3 separate regions of the Homo sapiens genome follow, and regions 1 and 3 are each linked to region 2. Evidence: chromatin loops called from intact Hi-C (ENCODE). Cell type or tissue: heart right ventricle. All regions are shown on one strand.

Region 1 (2,500 bases), 56 kb after region 2:
CAGGGGCACAATGCACTGTGGAAAGCCACAGGGACCTCTGCCCAAGAGAGCCTGGGTATTGTCCAAGGTTTCCCCCCACTGAGACAGCCTGAGATATGGCCTCGTGGGAAGGGAAAGACCTGACCGTCCCCTAGCCCTACATCCATAAAGGGTCTGTGCTGAGGAGGATTAGTAAAAGAGGAAGGCCTCTTGCAGTTGAGATAAGAGGAAGGCCTCTGTCTCTTGCATATCCCTGGGAATGGAATGTCTCGGTGTAAAACCCACTAGTACATTTGTTCTATTCTGATAGGAGAAAACCACCCTGTGCCTGGAGTTGAGATATGCTGGTGGCAATGCTGCTCTGTTACTCTTTGCTACACTGAGATGTTTGGGTGGAGAGAAGCATAAATCTGGCCTACGTGCACATCCGGGCACAATACCTTCCCTTGAACTTATTTATGACACAGATTCCTTTGCTCACATGTTTTCCTGCTGACCTTCTCCCCACTATCACCCTGTTCACCTGCCGCATTCCCCTTGCGGAGATAGTGAAAACAGTAATCAATAAATACTGAGGGAACTCAGAGACCGGGGCCGGTGCGGGTCCTCCATATGCTGAGCACCGGTCCCCTGGGCTCACTGTTCTTTCTCTATACTTTGTCTCTCTGTCTTATTTCTTTTCTCAGTCTCTCGTCCCACCTGACGAGAAATACCCACAGGTGTGGAGGGGCTGGCCCTCTTCACAGGCCCCTCCCAAAACCTGGCTGCATCAGATCTCCCCCCACCCCTTCACTGCTTGAGTCAATTTGAGTGAGTCTGTTACTTTCAGCCAAAAGTATCCCAAGGAATTTAGAGCCTGAGAGAAGTCCAATGTCACACTGCAGGCCAATGAAGAACTATCCTCTTTCTGCTGACTCTCAAACGCAAAGTTCTTTGGGGCAAGAAAGAAACAAGGAAGAAAAAAATCACTCACATCTGTTGAAGACTTACTATGTGCTAGGTATTTTGGAATGTCATTTATTTAATGTTTACCATGGCAGAAGGTAGATTTTATTCTATTAGCTTACAGATAAGGAAACTGAGGCTCAGATATGTTGAATAACTTGTCTAGAGAAGAAATGGGGATTATATTTAATTATTTTAACAAATTCCATGATTGTCAGTTACCTCCTGTTGCTTTTTTTTTTGAGACAGAGTCTCGCACTGTTGCCCGGGCTGGAGTGGAGTGGCACAATCTTGGCTCACTGCAACCTCTGCCTCCCGGGTTCAAGTGATTCTCCTGACCCAGCCTCCTGAGTAGCTGGGATTACAGGCATGGGCCACCACACTCTGCTAATTTTCTATTTTAAATAGAGATGGGGTTTCACCATGTTGGTCAGGCTGGTCTCAAACTCCTGACCTCAGGTGATCCACCCACCTTGGCCCCCAAAGTGCTGGGATTACAGGCATGAGCCACTGCACCCGGCCCCATATTGCCTCTTAAAAGGTGTGCTATCAGCATGAGGCTGTTGAAAGATAATAAGGTAGCCAGTGAGCACCCTAGGAGGAAGGTGACTAGTACGTTGGCAGTCAGCCTCTTGAAATCTTGTAGAGTACAGACAGAACCAAGAGTTGAGACAGCCATGTCTCCCCCACATTTTAAGACCATTCTCTTTCTAGAACTCACTCACTGCCTTCTGGTTGCTTTAGGACTCCCAGTACCCACCCAGACAGCCCCAGCTCCAGCCTCTGGAGACATCTCCTTAGTGGGTTCTCTGCATGCCCTTCCATCCTTGGGAAAACCCAGAACAAAACCAGATCTTCCAACAGAGGCTCTGCAATGGAAAAATCCCAGGGGACTGAGGTGCATGATCTGCTTTGGAGCACTCAGGGATATCTGTCTCCTCACACTGGGCTGGTTGTGGTGAAGGGTGCACCGGGCTCTTTTAATGTACACATCTGGATTGAACTGAGATTCCCACAGCAGATTTCCTAATGGTGAGTGGAGGACAACAGATAAATAAATATAATTAGGAACAGTATCCAGACTGACGCATGCTGAAGAGTTTCAGCAGGTACCAACAGATATATTCAGGAGTCAGAGAAGCTTGGGAAATTCCCATAGTCATAAATTGTAATCTCCGGGTCAAGTTAGCTGACCATCAGAAATCATCCTGGCAGGTCTTTTAACACTGCAGTTTCCTGAGCCTGACTTCTGAGGATTCTGATTCCATAGGCCTGTGGTGTATTTGTCATTTTGAGAAGCCTCCAGGGGGATTCTGACAACTGGCCAAACTTAGAGAGATTCACAAGGCACATTGTCACATTAAAGGCACTGAAAAGTCCTGTAATAATGACACCCACATCATTTCACTGAACCAGTTTATCAAAGTTACTTGAACACAGATCTCTCCCTCTATATATTTTGTACACCTGTTTTTACAAGGTCTACTGCTCAGGGAGCTTGCCAAGATTTCCTCTTAATAATTCTATACTAATATCATAAATCCAGGTTTTTTTATGTCTTTCCTACCATTTTGTA
Region 2 (2,500 bases):
GGCTTATGCTTGTAATCCCAGCACTTTGGGAGGCCAAGGTGGAAGGATCACTTGAACCCAGGAGTTGGAGGCTGCAGTGAGCTATAATTACATCACTGCATTCCAGTCTGGGTGACACAGACCTAGTCTCCAAAAAACAAAAACAAAAAAAACCAAAGGAAATATGATTTTTATTCTAGTGCAAAGCTTGAGGATGGACACCCAGGAAACAGCTTCCAAAGGGTTGGGGTCATTGCTCCAAAGTGGGGAAGCTAAGGTTTCACTCATAGAGGCAGAAACAGTGTCAGCAGGATTGCAACATCTTCTGTACAAATCCAGTATGTTAGATTCCATTAGTACAGCTTGCTACATTCCAAGGAAAATTGTTTCAACATTCTGTGAGAAGAAGTCAAGCTCTGAGGTCATCTTATCTCTGATGCTGCTCAGACATTTCTAACCATTTACAGGGAAAAGCAGAAGTTGCAACTGCATGCTCCATGCCTCAGGCCACATGGCCACATTCCTCCTGAGGCTCATAATAATGTAAAGTTCCAACAGCTTGGTGGTGGCTCACGCCTGTAATCCCAGCACTTTGGGAAGCTGAGGTGGCTGGATAACTTAAGAAAGGAGTTTGAGACCAGCCTGGCCAACACAGCGAAACCCCGTCTCTACTAAGTATACAAAAATTAGCCCGGCATGGTGGCGGGCACCTGTAGTCCCAGCTACTCAGGAGGCTGAGGTGGGAGGATTGCATGATCCTGGGAGTTTGAGGCTGTAGTGAGCCATGATTGCAGCACTGCACTCCAGCCTGGGTGACAGAGGGAGACCTTGTCTCAAAAAAAAAAAAAAAAGAATTATTTGATTTCACACTTCCGAATTTGGTATTTGGCTCTGCATACATAGTGGCTATTGACCCACAGCCTCCCAGAAATAAGGCTTGTTTTCCATGTCTCTGTTGTGTGGTTTATCATATCTTGTTTTATGTCTTGAGAACATGGCTCTGTGACCAATTGAAATATTCTCTTTGGTTTCTGCCAGCTGCAGGGGTTGGGAGGACAAGTCCTTGTTAGGCTGCTAGCCAGCTGCCCAGGAATCAGAAACACAGTGTCTCTGTCCAACGGTTCCAGCTCTCAGAGGAGTTTGTCCTACTTGTCTCAGCTTTCATTGCCTTGATAACAATTAGGATATTTGCCTGCTTAGGCTATCTTGAAAAAGACTTTGGATCTTGAGGGGGATTGTATCTTTTCCAGCCTGTTTGGGATGCTCTTCTGTGCCTCCAGTTAAGCCAGAAAAGGCATACTGATTTTAAGCCATAAAAAGGCTTATTGGTTTTGAGTCACAATTAAAGTAGGTATAACATTGAAGATTTGGACTTTTGAATCTAAAAGCTTTTTTTTTTTTTTTTTTTAAGACAGAGTTCCGCTCTGTTGCCCAAGCTGGAGTGCAGTGGTGCAGTCTTGGCTCACTGCAACCTCTGTTTCGTGGATTCAAGTGATTCTCCTGCCTCAGCCTCCCGAGTAGCTGGTATTACAGGCATCTGCCACCATGCCTGGCTAATTTTTTGTATTTTTAGTAGAGACGGGGTTTCACCATGTTGGCCAGGCTGGTATCGAACTCCTGACCTCATGATCTGCCTGCCTCAGCTTCCCAAAGTGCTGGGATTACAGGCATGAGCCACTGTGCCCAGCCTAAAAGTATTTTTATTAAAGCGTGCTATTGGCCAGGTGTGGTGGCTCACACCTGTAATCTCAACCTTGTGGGAGACTGAGGTGGGAGGATCGCTTGAGCCCAGGAGGTTGAGCTGCAGTGAGCTATGATCTTGCCACTACTGCACTCCAGCCTGGGCAACACAGTGAGACCCCATCTGTAAACCGTCCCCCCCCACAAAAAAGGGTGCTTTCATCCCAAACAACCGTCCTATTGGTAACTAGAGAAATATCAAATTAAAAAGAAGACACAAAGAAATATAGGCCAGGCACGGTGGCTCATGCCTGTAATTCCAGCACTTTGGGAGGCCAAGGTGGGTGGATCATGAGATCAAGAGATCGAAGCCATCCTGGCCAAAATGTTGAAACCCCATCTCTACTAAACATACAAAAATTAGCCGGGCGTGGTGGCGTGCGCTTGTAGTCCCAACTACTCAGGAGGCTGAGGCAGGAGAATCACTTGAACCCAGGAGGCTGAGTTTGCAGTGAGCCGAGATCATGCCATTGCACTCCAGCCTGGGTGACAGAGCCAGACTCTATCTCAAAAAAAAAAATAAAATAAAATAAATATGGTTAGCTTTAGGGACTTCCTTTAATCTTCCTCAATATTAAAGAACAGAAATCAGATGTAGAAAAAAAGTTGAAATCTGCACCCTCTGTAAATTATCCTCCTCCACCCACCTGTGCTCTGCTCAACCCCCAAGTCCCTGTCCCTGATCCCCCAGAAGGTCTTTCGGATATCTGGGCCCCTGACTTACACTTACCCTCCTCAAAACTTGGCCCTATTCTCCTTAGCAAATTTCTTTTAGACCTAA
Region 3 (2,500 bases), 64 kb after region 2:
AAAACTTAGCCAGGCGTAGTGGTGGGCGCCTGTAATCCCAGCTACTTGGGAGGCTGAGGCACCAGAATCACTTGAACCTGGGAGGGCGGAGGTTGCGGTGCTGAGATCATGCCACTACACTCCAGACTGGGCGACAGAGTGAGACTCTGTCTCAAAAAAAAAAAAAAAAAAGTGACATAATTAAAAGAGCCATCATCTATGGCCTTTAAGTGTCATGTGTGTGCTCATCTTTCCTTGCTTTACTACTCAAAGATTATCTTTTCCATGTGACCTGCTCTTTCCTGCCTCTGTCACCACCAAACATCAAAGCCTTAAGTTTTGTTTGGCTGTTTGTTATCTCTTGAGAATTGAGCACCAGAGCTATTGGGTGGGCTTGATGTTGACCTACAATGCAGGATGTCTGTGGGCATGACTCTCTCCTAGGCACTCACAGACACTTGAAGCTGGGGACTGAGGTCCTCTAGTGTGTGTCTGTGGGGGTGAAGGAGTGCACCCTCATCCTCCTGCACTTTCGGGTCTTGTAGCAGCAACTCCCTGTTTCTGTCCTTTCTACTTACTGCTGGTTTCATCACACTCCCAGGGTTAATTTAAAGAACCAGCCTCGGTGTGATGCACCTACAACAAACAGAGCCACTTCTGTGGGGAGCTCTGGAGCTGGGATGGCCCCTCAGAGTCTAGAGGTGGTGAGAGCGCTGGAGCTTCATCACCGTGCTAACTGTGTCCCTGGAAGAGTGAGGGAGCTTGAGTGATTCCTTACCCAAGGGCCGTCATAAAAGGTCTCAGCTGATGCCTACTGCCGATCACATTCAGCTATTTGGGAAGAGATGTTCAGTCCTTAAGAGGACATTATTAGTGGACATCACTCTTTCCACAAAAGCCCCAGTCTTGTGTTACTTAGTCCCACTAGCTTCTTTAAAGAAACCCCAAGAGCATTTCCTCCAGGAATCTGTTTGATCTCTTTTCCTGGGGGAGATTTCCAGGTGATTCTCATTGGAATGAATCCTAGGTCCTGTTGCTGCTGCTGGTCTCACACTGTGACTGATGCTAAGTCCTTCTCTTCCACCACCATTCTGGATTTTCCTTGCTATAGCCTAAGTGTTTATGTCTCCCCAAATTGTCAGCGTTGGAGCACCAAGAAGACAGGCAGCACTGACAGTAGCAGAAGAGTAGGAGGTGGCTGTGGCACCCCACGCCGAGCAGGAGCGGGAGGAGTTCCTGGGCGATGGGGCCGCAGCCTGGGCCGATGCTGACCATGGGATGAGATCATTCTTCACTCTGCACCGTGACCATCAGGGGGCGCCCCAACCACCTTTTCTGCCCCACATCGTGCTCTTGCAGTGTTCTCCCCGCAGGTGCTGCATGGAGTGAGTGGCGGCATCCACCGTGAGGAGGAGAGGAGCTCTGATACCCTCAGGACCCGCCAGGAGGGGCATCACGGAGGCTTCTGGACGACTTGGAGCTGTGTCCTGGGGAGAAAACCGCTCCTGTCTGGGCCCTGAGTGCTGAGGAGGAAGCTGCCATGCACTTTTCCCTGGCATTTTTCCTGCATGGTGAGTACAGAAGCTTTAGTTTTCTGGTATGTTCTGTTCATTCCTCTCCTGTTCTCCCTGGTTTTCCTCTTTCTCTTGTAGTGTTTTAGTATTTATTTTACAGTGGTATTCATTCTCTGAAGGCTTTTGAGGGTGTCAAGTGTAGCAGACTGTGGTATTTTTAGGGGTTTAAGACTTTTTCTGGGTGGGGGGGAGGGGGGAGGGATAGCATTAGGAGATATACCTGATGCTAAATGACGAGTTGATGGGTGCAGCACACCAACATGGCACATGTATACATATGTAACAAACCTGCATGTTGTGCACATGTACCCTAAAACTTTAAAGTATAATAATAATAAAAAAATCTTGGTTTTTATTAAAAATAAATAAATAAATAAATACATTTCTAGTTCTGAAAAAAAAAAAAAAAACCAAACCAACAACAGAAAAAGACTTTTTCTGAGGGAACCTCCCCTGTGTAGAGGGAGAGAGAGGGAAGCCCCGCTCAGGTTGGAGTCAGGGCCAGGCCCAGTTCTGGCTGGCTGCCTCGTGTCCAAGCCTCAGAGGGAGGATTTGCATTGGGCCTTGCTGCATTTTTAAATCTTCGTTCCTGCCATCAGGACCCAGGGGTCACTCTTCTTCACTTTTGGGCAGCGCGTGTCCTCTCGTGTCCCTCCCACCGTGGCCGCCTGACCAGGGGCGAGGGACTCCTCGGTGTGGGTTTTTTGTCCTCTTTGCAGAAATGTCTGTTCTGGGCCTCTGCCCAGTTTGGGGTGGATTATTTTTTGTTGTTGTTTTAAATTGCTATTTAGTACTGTTAATGTGTTGTATATTTTCGGTAAGAACCCCTTAGCAGTTATATGATTCCTCAAAACTTTCGTCCAAACTTCGGGCTCATTTTTTCCGTTGTGGCACAGAAGCTTTTCAGTTTCTTGTAGCCTCACATGGTTGTTCTTGCTTTCCTTGCT

What was found. Peaks named below come from ENCODE experiments on the same cell type or tissue, not always from the same donor. Only the 100,000 strongest peaks of a DNase experiment are listed, where the experiment ranks them.
Region 1: a loop joins it to region 2, with 6 times the contacts of the local background. A loop is called at or near these places in 9 of 110 quality-filtered maps.
Region 3: it touches region 2 in a loop (6-fold over the local background); 9 of 110 quality-filtered maps call a loop at or near these places.

What each region holds. Positions count from the first base shown.
Region 1 is chr22:21,093,608-21,096,107 of GRCh38, forward strand. No RefSeq gene overlaps it. Among named protein-coding and RNA genes, the nearest start is that of LRRC74B, 49 kb to the left of the region's middle. In heart right ventricle, no CTCF peak of the experiment used is centred here; no DNase peak of the experiment used is centred here.
Region 2 is chr22:21,037,561-21,040,060 of GRCh38, forward strand. No RefSeq gene overlaps it. Among named protein-coding and RNA genes, the nearest start is that of MIR649, 4.5 kb to the left of the region's middle. In heart right ventricle, no CTCF peak of the experiment used is centred here; a DNase peak (open chromatin) is centred at 1,074.
Region 3 is chr22:21,101,677-21,104,176 of GRCh38, forward strand. It overlaps the pseudogene BCRP2. Among named protein-coding and RNA genes, the nearest start is that of LRRC74B, 57 kb to the left of the region's middle. RefSeq lists enhancers at 736-1,707, 1,156-1,205. In heart right ventricle, CTCF peaks have their summits at 1,285 (motif pointing right) and 1,500; DNase peaks (open chromatin) are centred at 501 and 1,305; H3K27me3 peaks cover 1,339 bases.